2 separate regions of the Mus musculus genome follow, and region 1 is linked to region 2. A link is a loop called in an ENCODE intact Hi-C map of the cell type or tissue named here. Cell type or tissue: left cerebral cortex. All regions are shown on one strand. Links, peaks and the distances in the headings refer to the core of each region. The heading gives the core; the rest is flanking DNA.

Evidence for each region. A loop is a pair of places that touch in the nucleus more often than their neighbours do. Peaks named below come from ENCODE experiments on the same cell type or tissue, not always from the same donor. Only the 100,000 strongest peaks of a DNase experiment are listed, where the experiment ranks them.
Region 1: it touches region 2 in a loop (2.6-fold over the local background); 1 of 42 quality-filtered maps calls a loop at or near these places.

Annotation. Positions count from the first base shown.
Region 1 is chr14:46,155,815-46,163,875 of GRCm38, reverse strand. No RefSeq gene overlaps it. Among named protein-coding and RNA genes, the nearest start is that of Gm34499, 61 kb to the left of the region's middle. In left cerebral cortex, for the core only: no CTCF peak of the experiment used is centred there; DNase peaks (open chromatin) are centred at 3,890, 4,297 and 4,950.
Region 2 is chr14:46,376,361-46,384,421 of GRCm38, reverse strand. It overlaps Gm15217 (predicted gene 15217), which reads right to left and starts at 4,898. Exons shown (of 4, transcript NR_037981.1): 1 at 4,781-4,898; 2 at 4,036-4,143; 3 at 1,205-1,345; 4 at 814-1,122. Bmp4 (bone morphogenetic protein 4) reads left to right here. Exons shown (of 4, transcript NM_007554.3): 4 at 1-897. The coding sequence ends at 563. In left cerebral cortex, for the core only: a CTCF peak has its summit at 3,829 (motif pointing right); DNase peaks (open chromatin) are centred at 2,748 and 3,764.

The DNA.
Region 1 (8,061 bases), core at 1,695-6,694, 220 kb after region 2:
AGTGCTCACTGCTACAGATACTAAAGTTCTCAGTGCCAACCCTGTGCAGGCAAAAGCCTTCCTGGAAAGCCTACTTCAACCTCCCTCTGCAGTTGCTTTCTACTGTGGGTTTCTGGAGCAAGCGCTGGAGGACAAAATGGAGTGTCAGGTACTAGGCTTCTCCTACTTGCCCAGTTCCTCTCACTGCTGGAACCTTTCTGAACCAACTGCTATGTTTGGCCCCATCTTTCCCTCAAGAGTTCCTCCCCAGAGCCCCTGGGACTCCTTTTTACCATTCACAAGGTGGGCAGCCTTGCATAAGCTTGTTTGTAGTATTTTAAACACAACTGTTGGTGTGTGTTGGGGCATGGTGGTGATGGGAACACCTTATTCACACAGCTTTAATAGCTAGAATCAATTACTAATAAGTTCCTTATTTGCTAGTTTATTTTCATATTTTCAGATATGTTCAGCTTGTTTCAGATTTGTTGAATTTTGTTAAAGTCTGACAGAAAAAAAAAAATGGTACAATGGCAAAAAAAATTTATAGCTCTTATTTTAATTACTCCCAGATGCTTTTTTTTTTTTTTCCGGAACTAGCTGGCTGGCTGATTCAATGTAAATGTCCAGAAGGGTGGGACAGTTTATAACCATAGAAACAAACACCAGACATTTACCATCAGCTCCACTGGGCAGATAAACAAACATGGGGAGGGACAGCTGGTACCTTTTTAGTCCTTTAGTAGTTGTTTCTAAAGAACTCTGCAGAGAGAACTCCAAGCTCTTTATCCTGCAGCAGACTGGTCTTTTGTCAGGCAATCGTGTTACGTGGAATTTTTCAAAAATTTTATAGAGCATATTAAATAGATGGGCTAATGTCAAAATCAATTATTTTTATAACTCAGTCTTGAGAACTGAAACATTATTTATTATAGTAACTATGAAACAGATGTTGTAATATATGTCCTAATTCAATAAAAGAAAAAAAAACTTAAAGCAGTCATTTTATAATTTCTCCAAGAACACCATGTTAAGGTTGATGTATGAGGCTTAAAATAAAAATTCACATGAAGTATGCGACAATAAACTTAGGCTGAGAAATACGCAAGTTTTAGATCCAAAAGAGGGTATGAAAATAAAACATCTGATAGTTCATAGAAATCTAGAGAGCCTGGGTTGCAGGGGATTCATAATCCAGAGAGCATCATTCAACAGAGAGGGTTACAGGTGAGGCACAGCCCATGAGAAGAGTGCCCAGCCCAGCTGTGTTCCACCAAGACAGACAATGGGGATCTGGCATTGCTGAGGGTGGAGTTAGAAAAACACCTGCTTATGGCTATTGCTAGCGTGAGAGTGAAGTAATGCGTTAGGTATGAAGGTGAGCCATTTCTTCTCAGCCTTCATTGCTTTCTCTTCTCTTAAGCTGTCTGCATTTTGCCATTAACCTCAGCAAGACTGATGTTCAAGGGCTGAGGGTTTTAGATTGGCAGAATTTCCCATTTCAAGACTCAACATAACTATGGTGGCACACATATGTAGTCTCAGCATTTGAGGGGCTGAGGGAGGAAGCTGATGGGACTGATGTCAGCCTGAGCATCATAGCAAAACCCTGTGTTCAAAAACAAAACAAGAAAGGTTGAAGAGATGGCTTTGTGGTCCAAATTTGGACAGCCTAACACCGAGTTCAGTAAGAGAGCCTTTCTCAAAGGGTCAGGGTGAAAAAGAGAGCAGGAGTCCTGGGGTCCTCCTCAGAACTCTTCAGCTGTGTGCACGGTACACACACCTGCACAAGTATACCTCTTTTCTGTCTTCCTTCCTTCCTTCCTTCCTTCCTTCCTTCCTTCCTTCCTTCCTTCCCTCCCTCCCTTCCTTTTTTGACTCCTCTCTCTCTTTCTCTCTCTCTTTCTCTCTCTCTCTCTCTCTCACACACACACACACATCCCCACACCCCCACACTTATACACATGAGTCATGATTAATTTCATGATACTGAAAAGGACTTTGTTCTGCCTAAATATAAAAAGGAGAGCATGTGTGTTTCAAATGGTGTACACCAAAATAACAAGAAAATGAAGAATTCATAAAAAACAAAAAAACTTCTTGATCAGTGGTTCTCAAACTTTTGGGTCCTGTGACCCTTTCATAGGGATCGTATGCCAAAAATTCCAAATATCAGATATTTATATCTATACTACAATTCATAACAGTAACAAAATTATAGTTATGAAGAAGCATGAGGAACTTTTTTTTTTACTTATTCACGTTACATCCTGCTCACTGTCCCTCCCCTCCCCCAATTCTTCCCCCTCCTTCATCCTCTTCCCCAAGGTATCTGTCTACCCTGGCACATCAAGTCTCTGTGAGATTAGGTACATCCTCTCCCACTGAGGCCAAACAAGGCAGCTCAGCAAGAAGAACATATCCCACGTGCAGGCAAAAGCCGTTGGGATAGGCCCCCTCCAGTTGTTCAGGACCCACAAGAAGGTCAAGCTATACATCTGCTACATATGTGTGGGAAGGCCTCCAGTCAGTGAATGTTTTTAGCTGGTGGTTCAGACTCTGAGACCCCCAAGGGTACAGGTTAGTTGACTCTGTTGGTCTTCTTGTGGAGTTCCTATCCCATTTGGGGACACAATCTTTCCCCTGTTCTTCCATAAAAAGTCCTCAGGCTCCATCCACTGTTTGGCAGTAGGTGTTTGTATCTGTCTGAGTCAACTGCTGGATGGGACATCTCAGAGGGCAGCCTTGCTGGACTCCTGTCTGCAAGCATAACAGAGTATCCTTAATAGTGTCAGGGATCGGTGCTTACCCATGAGATAGATCTCAAGTTGGGTCAGTTATTGGTTGGCCTTACCCATGGGATGGATCTCAAGTTGGGCCAGTTATTGGTTGGCTATTCCCTCAGTCCCTGCTCTATCCCCTGTGCCTTCGTTTCTTGTAGACAGGATAAATTTTGGGTCAAAAGTTTTGTGGGTGGGTTGGCATTCCTATTGCTCCACTGGGGTTTCTGCCTGACTAGAGTAGCCTCTTCATGTTCCATATCCCCAGTGCTTTGAATTACAGATAAGGTTGCCCCCATTGATTCTTGGGCACCCCCTTATCACAGGCCCCTGCCTTGTCCTGGAGATACTTTCTACCTCCCCATCCCCATCAGTTGCAGATTTCCATTCATCTCTCTTGTCCCTCCCTATACCTGATCCTGAATCCCCCCTTCCCATCACCATCCCCACTTCTACCCAGTTCCTTCCCTTCACCTGCCTCACATGACTATGTTATTCCCTCTTCTAAGTGAGATTCAAGCATCCTCATCTGTGCCTTCCTTCTTTTTTAGCTTCTTTGGGTCTGTGGAGAATAGCATGGGTATCCTGTATTTTCTGGCTAATATCCACTTATAAGTGAGTACATACATGCATATCCTTTGGGAACTGAGTTACCTCACTCAGGACAATATTCTCAAGATCCATCCATTTGCTGAAAGATTCATTATATCTTTGTTTTTAATAGCTGAGTAGTATTCTATTGTGTAGATGTACCACATTTTCTTTATCCATTATTCAATTGAGGGACATCTAGGTTGTTTCCTCTTTCTGGTTACTATGAATAAAGCTGCTATGAACACAGTTGAACATGTATTTTTGTGGGATGGTAGAGCATCTTTTGGGTATATACACAGGAATGATATATCTAGCTCTTGAGGTAGATCAATTCCCTGTTTTCTGAGAAACAGCTAACTTGATTTCTGAAGTATTTTTGCAAGTTTAGACTCCCACTGGCAATGGAGGAGTATTCCCCTTGCTCCATATTTTTGACAGCATAAGCTATCTCTTGAGTTTTTTATCTTAGCCATTCTAACCAGTATAAGCTGGAACCTCAGAGTTGTTTTGATTTGCATTTCTGTGATGACTAAAAATTTTGAACATTTCTTTAAGTGCTTCTTGGCCATGCGAGATTGCATGAGGAGCTATTTTAAAGAAAGCATTCAGGTTGGGAACTACCGCTCTAGACCCCTTTTTTTGCTGTGACTCATCAGATGTTGGTTCCCATTTAACTAGTTACTAACAGTCTCATCCTATTTTATAAAATATGTTCCTAAAATATCAGAATGAATACTGAAATGTAAAGGGAAGAATCTATGAGCAATTGTAGATTCACAATTACATTGGACATTTAGAGCTGAGCTCTGCTCATGGTTTGATGTACAAACTGAATAATCAGACATGGGTTTGGGGGCAAACCCCCATCACAAGGCAAGATGTCCACCTCTTTGTGGGGTCCAGGTAAGGGAATTGCACAATTTTCTTGGTCTGTTATGTCCATAAGTTCTTGGGCCTGGTTTGCCTGATAGGATTTTAATATGCATGTGTGGCCGCAGTCACAGTTCACCTTGAAAATTAAAAGGCATCCCTCTCTTTACTTCCAGAAATAATGTCATTATTAGTATGTGTCACATAGGGTGTACAGAAAGACGTGGTCAGTCATGTGCCCACCCACTGCACAGTCATCTTCTGTCCTTAAAATGTCAATCAAAAGCTGCTCATAGGATGGAATCTCTTAGGATAAGGCATGATTGTAAGAACTACATTTTTTTTTTGTTTTTTAAACAATGTGAAATAGCTTGGGGGTGGGGTAAAATCTGGTCCCAACAAATACTTTGCCCTCACTTCTCCTGTTTTTCTGTATTTCTTGAGCTCTTGCTTCTCCAAGCATTGTGAGTGTACCTCACAAGACTCTGATGAACAGCTCCAGAGCCTTTCCCTCAAGGGGCTCCCCTAGGCTACCAACTTCAAAGGTTTGGAATAATGCAAATACCCTCAATGGAAAAAAAATCATATTGAATCAATTAGTCTACAATGATTCATGAGATACTTCCTGATCTTGCAGTAATCAAGGTCATATTATGAGCACCATTTATCATGGAAGAAGCAGAGCCCTGCTGTTCTAGCTAATAAGATCCAATTTGGGAGGCTGCAGCAGAGAGAACACTGGCTTTAGTACATTTTGCTTTAAAGCAGAATCTCAGAGCCAAGGACACACGAGGACAAGGGCTTTCAGAGCTGTTCTAGAGAAAGGAATGGAACATTCCTTTATAAATAGGAAAGAGGTTCGTATCCAACAGAATGTGAGAGCTTCTTGTTCAAAGCAAGATATCAAAGTCAGCCCCCCCCCTAAATGGCAATATTTTAAAATGTCTTAAATGATGACCGGGGGCCAGAGTAGGAAGGACTGACCCTGACTGAGTAAACAAAAGGGTTACTATTATGTAAACAAAAACCTAAACATTTCTCATGAATCTCATGAGGCAAGGTTTCAGTTTAGGAAAGCCACCACTTCCTCTATCTGCCCCCAGTAGACAACTACCTCATGCAAAGGGCATCTAGGTCCTGATTAAGCCAAACAGCCTGCATGAGCTCAAAGGCTAACTAACCCCCAGGCTTCCCTGGTTCCCAAGCCTTGTCCCACCACTACCATCCCAATAAAACTGGCTTTTCTGCCAGGTGCAACCTGGTAGTTTGTGTCCTCCAATCAATTGTCTTTCTACCCATAGGGTGATCTAGGTTAGTGGGTTTACTGCACCTTGACTACTGACATTTGTTGCTGAAACCCAAGAGGGATGCTTAGACCCTCTAAACCCCCATCCTTACTATAACAGAACCAAACTGCTGACTTTGTCCTCCTGGGTACAGATCATTTGTCTCTTTTGACTTCTTCCACTTACCATATTTGACTCCAAATTTAGAGTCCATCTCTTCAACTGCTTTTCTCGTCTACCTTCTCAACTCACCTATCTGTCCTCACAGACATGGGTAAGTGTGCTTATGGAGCTACCTTCTCTGCCTCTCTCTGCTCATTCATCAAAGTCATGCTGGTAGGTTAGGCAGCCTCCTCACACCCTTTGGGCACCCCATCAATGGGAGAAGGATGCCTGTTCATTGAGATACTAAGCATCATTTTGAAAAGTCTCCATTCCCTGAAGATTCCCTTGGATTTAGACTCTGTCCTACAACCCTTACTCCTTACTGTGTTGCTTTCTATGTGTCTCTCTTTCTTCCCACCAAAACACTCCTTCTGGTGAAACTTCTTTTGATATCCCCTAATACCTGGATTTGAAGGAAACTTTCTCAAATCTCTCCTACCTCCTCTTGACTCTGCTACTCGAAATTCCTTATTACTGCTCTTTCTTCAAGGGAAGTCTTCCTCCTCCCTCTAACCAAATCATGAGCTTTTCCCATTCAGAATCAGACTCCTTGACTCCTCTGGCCTGCCTTCTTCAATCTCTTTAACTTCTTTGACTTAGGGAAACCATTAAGCCATCTAATTTCTTACTGCAATATGACTTAGCCACAAAACAAGCGCAACCATTAGACTCAATGGCCAGAAAATGGCAATTCAATTTCTAATTTCTCATGAATTCAGACAACATCTGCCACTGCACAAGCAATATTCTGAAATATCTTATCTCTAAGCCTTTTTTGCTCTCCACTCTTGTCCTTCCCTCTGATCACTGGGCTTAATCTTAAGGAGATCCAAATGTCTTTTGGGTATGGATAGTATTGGAAAATTGTCATGTGATTTATATGCTAATTGAAAAGCTGACTATGGAGATGAGATTTGGCCTGCCAGTTTTGTCTAAAAGTTTCCTCCAAAGACACTATCCTGGGTCCTGCTGGTCCCCTAGTTCCATAAAAGGGAAAACACCAGAACAGACTAGGAAAACGACACTACATGCTTAAGAACAGCTAAGAGCCTCTACCGGTGTCTGACAAATACAGAGGAGGATGCTCTCAGCCAACCACTGGACTGAGCACAGGGTCCCCAATCGAGGAGCTAGAGAAAGGACCCAAGGAGCTGAAGGGGTTTGTAGCCCCATAGGAGGAACAACAATATGAACCAACCAGTACCTCCAGAGCTCCCAGGGACTAAACCAAAGAGTACATGTGGAGGGACTCATGGCTCCAGCTGTGTATGTAGCAGAGGATGGCCTTGTCGGTCATCAGAGGGAGGAGAAGCCCTTGGTCCTGTGAAGGCTCTATGCCCCAGTGTAGGGGGATTCCAGGGCCAGGAAGTGGGAGTGGATGGGTTGGTGAGCAGGGAGAGGGGGAGGGAGGAGGAGGTTTTTGGAGAGGAAACCAGGGAAGGGGATAACATTTGAAATGTAAATAAAGAAAATAATTTTTTAAAAAAGAAAAACTAAGAGGTAAACTATTTCCAGTAGAAGTTACTATTGTTTATTTCACAATACATAAAATTTTTAATCAAGAAAATTTTATGTATAAAACTAAAATAGCTAAATATAATCATAGATGTTTAAATTTTTTAATATCCTTCCCTCATTTTCTTGTTTTTGTTTGCTAAAATGTTCCTTCATTCAAGGTTATCAATATTTTTGAAAATTTTGCTGAAATGTAAAGTTTCTTTATTTCAGGATTTATAAGACCTGTGGGAGAGGAATTCTTTTATTATTTTATTCTATTTTATTTTATTTTAAATCTGTAAAATCCCAAAAAGAAAATGTTAGCTTAAAACTTAGAAAAGGATTGAAAGTTAGACACTCTTTGTATAGGTGATCTTAATTTGCTACAGGATGTTACTTGGATATATATGTAACTTGTATTCAACTCTTGGTTAGAAAAATAGTTTTTGTTTGTTTTGTTTGTTTGTTTGACTATGGAGGTAACAGCAGAAACTCAAGATGTTGTTTTCTTTTTTTATTTTGCTTTCCCTAGACTAAGGAGGTTACAACAGGCCTTTAAAACACTTTGGATAAGAATAGATACTGTGTGATGACTGTTGTCCTAAAAGTAAAACATAACAGATGAGTATGAAACCACAAATAGGTGTATGGAAAATCAGACTTTCCAACAACATAGACTTGATGATTAAGATTTATAAACTCCCAAGGTTATAGTGTCTATTCAGGCTAACCATATGCTTGATGATTAAGGTTTATAAATTCCTAAGGTTTTAATGTCTATTCAGGCTAACAAGGTTATAATGTCTATTCAGGCTAACAGAAACTGGCCTACATACATATGTCTAACCGTGTATGTCTTTGGTAAGCATATGTTTGGTATGCTTAGCTAT
Region 2 (8,061 bases), core at 1,718-6,717:
TCCTTCGCTGGACCCGGGAAAAGCAACCCAATTATGGGCTGGCCATTGAGGTGACTCACCTCCACCAGACACGGACCCACCAGGGCCAGCACGTCAGAATCAGCCGATCGTTACCTCAAGGGAGTGGAGATTGGGCCCAACTCCGGCCCCTCCTGGTCACTTTTGGCCATGATGGCCGGGGCCATACCTTGACCCGCAGAAGGGCCAAACGTAGTCCCAAGCATCACCCACAGCGGTCCAGGAAGAAGAATAAGAACTGCCGTCGCCATTCACTATACGTGGACTTCAGTGACGTGGGCTGGAATGATTGGATTGTGGCCCCACCCGGCTACCAGGCCTTCTACTGCCACGGGGACTGTCCCTTTCCACTGGCTGATCACCTCAACTCAACCAACCATGCCATTGTGCAGACCCTAGTCAACTCTGTTAATTCTAGTATCCCTAAGGCCTGTTGTGTCCCCACTGAACTGAGTGCCATTTCCATGTTGTACCTGGATGAGTATGACAAGGTGGTGTTGAAAAATTATCAGGAGATGGTGGTAGAGGGGTGTGGATGCCGCTGAGATCAGGCAGTCCAGAGGGCGGACACACACACACACACACACACACACACACACACACACACACACACACACACGTTCCCATTCAACCACCTACACATACCACACAAACTGCTTCCCTATAGCTGGACTTTTATCTTAAAAAAAAAAAAAAAAAAAGAAAGAAAGAAAGAAAAAAAATGAAAGACAGAAAAGAAAAAAAAAAACCCTAAACAACTCACCTTGACCTTATTTATGACTTTACGTGCAAATGTTTTGACCATATTGATCATATATTTTGACAAATATATTTATAACTACATATTAAAAGAAAATAAAATGAGTCATTATTTTAAAGATAAACTAAGACCTTTCTATCTTATTTCCTCTTCCATACTCTTGAATGTCGAGATGGGGCTGTGGGTAGACTGAAAGTCAGAGGTGGCAACTGGAGGTGTTATCAGCTGTGGGGGCAGGAGCCAGTGATGGCAGAGAGATGGCAATGGCCAGGATGGATTGGTCTCCATTCTTATTTAATGTTAACAAGGAAGCAGCACCCTCTGCCATCTGGAGGACACGTGCCCTGCAGAAACAGTGGATGAAAGGAGTAGATCAGGTGAAAGAATTTGGTTTGGGACTTCCGGGCTCATCTTAGCTCTGCTCACCTGTTGTGGAGTGGCAGCGCCTCAGCCCTGTGGAGGAAGAGATCTCGACTCTAGGAGACTCATTCCCACCTTTGGCTTCATGATACCCCAGAGTGTCTTCAGTCCTGGCAGGCATCTTTCTCTTCTTGAACCAAATCCAACCTGTACATACACAGTGTCCTTTCAAGCAGGGCTTTGTTTTTACTGTTTCTGCGCCCCCTCCCAGACAGGGTCCCACTATGTAGCCTTGGCTGTCTTAGAGCTCAGTATGTAGCCCAGGCTGGCCTCAAACTCACAGAGATCTGCCTACTTCTGCCTCTCATGTGCTGGGATTAAAGCTAGCTCTCTTTCTTTCTTTCTTTTGTTGTTGTTGTTGTTTTGTTTTGTTTTTTCATTTGTTTTTTGTGCTGGATTTTATCCAATAAAACAAACAGTAGGCCCTACCTTGAAAAAGTTTAGTGACTACTCTGTACATATAACGTGTGGTAGGAGTCTCCATTGTTAAGGGACTGTTAACCTTTATCCTTTATTCCTCACATGAAGGCTTTCTTTGAGCATCCCAGGACTGTGTTAGGGAAAAGGAGTTGGCAATAGGATGAGCTACTGAAGGGTCAGTGTTTAAGCAGGCTCTGTGAAAGTGTTTTGATATTTCTTGGCATTTACTGAGTCATGGATCTCTTGTCTTTTGTTTCTCTGATAGCACCTCCACCATTCTCCAGGATCAGACAGAATATGATCTTTCCTGTGGAACTGAAATTTGCAGCAGGGGCTCTTCAAGGAGAAAGACTAACTTGGTGGCGCAGTGCAGAGAATGCTCTTAGCTGGAGATGTGGTTCAGTTGGCAGAGGCTTGCTGGGAGGGCAGGAAACCTTGGGTGTGATTCCCTGCTTGAGTCAGGGTGTAGTGGGAGAGGAGACACACACTGGGGCTCCTGACTCTCTAGTAGAGGCTAAAGGAACTCAAGTTCAAGGTCATGCTCAGTTATATAGCAAGTTTCAACTAGCCTGGGACAAATGAGACTAAGGTCTTAAAAAAAATCAGAGAAAGAAACAAAAGGAAGAAAAGGTGGAAAGAAGACATCAGTGGGCTTAGAGGTGGGAGATCCCTTTAGTTAAGGACAGGAAGAGCTTTCTGAAAGGATGTGTTTGTAGGAGATGCCTTTGACTTTTCTCATTACCAGCAGCTAAATTAAGTCCTCCCAGCTCAGGCCCACTTCTTAAGTGTCTCCCTGCTCTGGAAGGGTCAGCTGGGTTTAGGGTAGAAATAGTGGGGATTCTGCTCCTGCAGAAAGGGCCAGGAGAAGGGCATTCCTCTGGATCAGCATCTCTCTCTGAAGGTGAAGGTAGTCTTGTTTGGGAGGTGTGTCAGACTCAAGGCCCAGGCATGGGTGAGTAGCTTAACTTTCTCTCTGTATCACCCTGCATTCTTCTACAGCAGCATTGCATATGCTTTTGGAAGTCTGATGGATGAAGCAGGACTCGTTTTTGTTTTTAATTACTGAAGTCCTACAGCCCTGCAAAAGGAGCAGCTTAGTGGAAACCAATAAAAATAGAAGTGGGGTGCTTGCCAAAGCCTCGGCTCCCTGGAGAGCGCAGGTGGAGAGAGGAGATCAGAGCCCTGGGCCAAGGCAGCAAGACTCCACAGCTCCTCCAAACTCCTTGCAAAAGAGGCCTCTTTCCCATTGCTCCAGCCCCACAGGTCGCTGTCCCTTATAGTCAAGGTATGGCGCCTGAATCAAGCATTTGGGGACAGCCCATCGTGGATTCTCCTTTGGGAGACCTCATTTTGCTCTGCCTGGTCTTCAGCAAATCTCTGAGAAGCCTGTGTTCTCTAAAGAGAGCCCCAGATCACCAGCACTTAAACTGAAGGTCCTAGCTTGATGGCTTGTCAGCTCAGGTCGGTTTTTTCTAGCAAGCACTCCCCCACCCCCAACCTTCTTTCACTGGCTTATTTTCAGGAATGGATAATGTTGTTTATTTGTTCAGCCAAATATTTGGTCTGGGGAATTTACCGTGAAATTCTGTGAATTGCATATACCTAGTTAACAAAATAGTCCAAGTGCCACAAATGTCAGCGTGGAAAACAAGGCGCCATGATCGGCTTTAACCCTTTGGACGGGTGCTTGTTGAAGCACAGTGAGGAGGCCTAGGGGAAGATGAACTTGAATGTGAGGAGATTACCTAAGTTAGGTTTTGCCTTAGACTGGGCCCCAGAACCTTATGAACGCTTGCACTTAGCTTGGCATCTCTCCTTTTATAGTCTCCCCCACCCCCACAATGATTCCATTACTTAGAGAAGAGGAGGGGAGAATCGCCCTCGAGGAGGAGTTTAGCAAAGTCTTAACCACATTAGAAGAGCTGCTGACTCGATCCCAGCCCACCCTTAAACTGCAACCGGCTTCCTTGGAACTTAAGACCAAAAAAAATAAGAAAAAGTGGAAAAAAAAAAAGTTTGTGTGGGGGCTTTCATTGCGTAATTCGCTCAGAACCTGCCAGGTGACCTGCTGACTTTGTTTTCAGTCTTGACGGTGCTTCATTCCACCGCCCTTCTTGCCGCAGGCCAGCGCCACACTGCGAGGGCCCCGCGCAGCCGCGGAGCTGGCAGACCCCACTCGTCACCCCAGGCTTTGGACAGACTTCAAGATCCGGCTTCCCTCCCGCTCCCGCTGCAGGCCGGCAGCCGCGGGGGCACCAGGGGGCGTCCTTCCCGCCCCACCCAGCCCCGCCCCGCGAGAGCCTGCACCTGGTGGCACCACCCCTGCCCCCAACTGTGGTTTCAGGTCCCCCAACTCCAGCCCACCGCGCCTCTGGCTCATCCACCCATGGCGGCGGACCAGGCTAGGTGAAGCTTACGGAGACAGGCGGTTCTGATTAGAGCATGCTGGTCCTTAGGGCTATTGCTTGGTGTATTTAACATGAAATGGGGTCGCTCGGCTGCGTAGAGGAGCGGAGACTGGGGTCCTGAGAAGGGGAGAAGGCAAGGCTCAATGTGTGGAGGGGTGAGAAGGTTTCGAGATCTTTAAGGGGTCTCAGTGGGGGCAGAAAGCGGGGATTAGAGAGTGAGCTTTTGGCATTGACTCACAGTGGTTCAACATGCTACAGTGACTTAAAGCAGACCCGCATGACCTTGGGAACAAACCTACTGACTGGGGACCCTATGCAGCAGGCCTCAGCTTCTTAGGGCAAACAGAACTTAAGTTCCTGGCTGAGCTTCCTGAGAGCCTGGCTGTACTCTTCCCAATGAGAGCAGGAGAAAGGGAACAGGTGGGGGCCTCGGGTGGGTAAGAGCACACAGAAGACATGCTATAATGAGCAATACCAGCACCCTACTTGACCCGATCTAGAAGCCACAGCACCACCCAGCTTTCTTCTCCACAGGTGAACTCAGGAAAGAAGAAAGCTCACCATGAGGCCTACGTGGGCAAATAATCAGCGTTGTTTTCGTAATGATGCCTCTGCCTTCACCCAGCACAAATTTTACACTCCACACACAGTCTCTCTGAGAATGAAAGCAAGCCAGAGCAACAGGAACGAGGCAGCATTATGCCAGCATCAGAAGACCATTGGTACTTCCCGGAGGGTACAGGATGAGGCTTACCTTGTGATCCAAGGAGCACGGTTAGGAAAGCTACAACTAGACATAAACTCCAGGAAGGGCCCACGTCCGCCGAGTGGGAGGATCCCGTAACACAGTAAGCAAGAGTTCCCCACTCAGCAGAGGGGGAAAAGTGTCCGGTTTTAGAAAAGATGTTTGAGTGGCTTGAATGTGACATCACAGCAGCACAACACACAAGGACAGAACACTAAGAAGTCAGAAGTTCAAGGTGTGTAATGTTTAATCAGTTCTTGAAAAAAAAGGAGTTAATCTCCTGTCAGCCGTTCGCTGTTGGTTCAACACTGCCCTCACGATCGGAAGTTTCCAGTTACCTGTGCTTTTTCTTCCTTCGGAATAGCTCCTGAAAAACGTTGACTGCAAATCCAAAATGTGGTGCAATATGCTGCTCAGATCAAAGTGCTCAGAAAATGTGAGGTTAGAAAAATCCAGAAACGTTCACTTTTTAAATCTAAACAACAACATGTTCAGTGAGGAAGGGTGACAAGATGGGAGAGTGATTTGCTGAGGTGTCACTAAGGACAGTCTCTCCAGTCTAGCTTTTGGTGAGTCTTGCCCTTTCTCAAAGAAATCATGATCTCTCTTAAGTTTACATAACTTGATTTCTACCTACAATATTTAAAACAATGAAGTGTCTCTGTCCCAAACTTCTGACTTCCTAAGTCATGGTACCTTAGCAACAGCAGGGGCATATTTGTATTATAACTTTAGTGTATTTATCCCCACCCCCACCCCTTTTTATTAACCAATACTTTGGCCAACACACAGTTTTTCTAAAGGATGGAAGCCATCCTTCCTAAATTGCTGGACTTGATTGCTTTCTCCTGGAATTATTTCTCTCCGCTTAAGATAGCAGCAACCAGCATGGCTGCTCATGGCTTCCCAATTTCAGTAGAGAGCATGGACTGTGTTCAACTCAAATGTCATGTTGATTTAATCACTTAATCCTTCTCACTGGGGTTTCAAAGCAGTTTGTTTCAAGATAAAGGCCTGAAGGAAGGGCCAGGAGAGAGACAGAGACAGAGACAGACAGAGAGATACAGAGACAGACACACAGAGACACAGAGAACAGACATAGGGAGAAAGAGCAAGACAGAGAAAAAACAGAGAGAGGGTGAAAGAAGAGTCAGAGAGAGAAAGGAGGACGGAGAGGAGGACGGAGAGGAGAGGATGGAGAGAGACTTTCCAAGCCTACTTATTTCAGTATTATATCAGTTGTTACATGGAAATCATTAATGCCCTTTTAAAGGACTAACAACAGGTATGGTCAGTGTTATACCTAGTACCCTTGAATTTCGCTAGAATCCAGAAATAGAAAGCCACACCTCCTTCTGAAGGCTGCCTTATAATGAATGCCCTTTCATTTGTCAGTGAAAGTTATGAAGTCCCAAGTGTTCACCCCCAGAAAGCTCAGACTGAAGGAAGCTTGGTCATTGGTCAGTGTGCAATCTTTCAACCCGGTCATAGAGTTGCAAATCTCTCTTTCTATTTTTTTTTCATATCTAGTCCTTACTTAAAATAATATTTAAGAAAATTTTATGAAAAAGCAAGTTTATTTAAAGCCACATCATCTTAAAGCAATTATTTAGGCTTTTTGGTGTTTTTGTCTGTATATCCACATGGTTTTGGTGTACTGGGTTTTTGTTGTTGTTTGTTTTTTGTACAGTTTTTTTTTTTCTTAATTTCTGATCAGGGTTATAACCTTGACATATTTAAACCCTATCTGTGCAGTTGGCACCTGTGTCAATGTGGATAATCTCTGCTCCTTTGAGCAGAGTAGGAGTGAGTAGGAGGCTGAGTGTAGAGTTTAAGTTTCTAACCCTTGACATTTTTAAAGCATCCTCAAGATTCTACTAGGACTTGAGACACCATTGTCAAACCTTAGTAAAGTTCCTGCTGGCCCTCAAGGCTTAGCTTGTGCACTGTGGGTCTGGTCATAAGCAACCGGTAATAAGCAGAACGTTCTTTTGTGTGTTTTAAGCATCCTGAAAAGTGGGCATCCTACATGAGTTGTTTGTAGGCATATTTCATTGGAGAATTAGAATCCATATAATTTGATTTTCAAAATGTGCTTTCTCTGGACAAAGTCCACTGTGACCAACCTGAGAGAAAGAAACATACTAAGGGGGGTGGGTCTCAAGCCCTCAGTAGTCACAGACTCCATCTTCACCCTCATGTTCCTGTCTTGACTTCTTATACTTGTCTTCTTGGACAATGAGCCTTGTGAGAAAGGGAGCCATATTTACAGAAATGCAGTATTACCGAACTGCTACTTATTCAGACAGGTGGGTTATTAGGCTCAGATTGACCTTGGACACTGTCAACCTTCACATTCCGATTGGTTAGGGTCAGACACCAATGTCCAGTTGCTGAATAGCTTTCACAAGTTTCTTTTGTGTGCCTTCATAGGGGCAGACAAAAGATGTTTTCCCAGGGGGACTCCTTCTTTATGAAGCCTGACCCTCAAAGAAGCAAGCTAATCTCAAGTGACTTTGAGGTTTTGAGGCCACCAAGAGGCTGTTTCTAGCAGGGCAAAGTCATTTGTTCAATGATACCATAGAAGAGCTCATTTACCTTCAGAAGGTAAGCTCTCTTCTTTAAAGTCCTTCTCATACCCTAAGCCCAGACTTGTTTGCAAAGGGGAGCATTCCCTTCATCTTCATCCCCAGGGAGTGGGGCTGTTGGCAAGGGAAGGCACTTTTCATTTTTTTTTTCCCAAAAACTAGCGGTGTGGTGAGCTTCATCAAACTTCCTGTTCCCCTAAACCCCGAAACCCTGAGACCCCAGGCTCTTTTGCTCACTATCTTGAGGCCAACATGCTTTTCAGGTTGCAAGAGCTGTAGAATTTAGCATCTAGTTGCCAAGAGGTCAGTTTTGCTAACATTGTTTATTTTGGCAAGTCTACATAGACTTGCAGGAGAGAACTGGGGAAACCATACACCAAACTCCACCAGCGACCCTCTTCCCTCTTCGCTCTCCTCCCCCCCCCCCCACATAACTCAAATAGATCAGGATGAGGAAAGAGCTGTTTCCTACATTGGCCACTTTGCATGGGAAGGAGTCGGGTTTATCTTGATAGTCTGCTTGCCATTTGGCTACCCTGCTTAATCTAGGAGGACTCATCAACCCATCAGTCCTGATGTCTGGGGCCTACACTCATGTGTAGGCTACTGTTTACTTGCTTGTCACTTATCGAGTCTCCAGAAATAATAGCTCATAACTTGTTTTCGCCAAATAGGCCCCACTTTAGAGACCCAAAAATATAA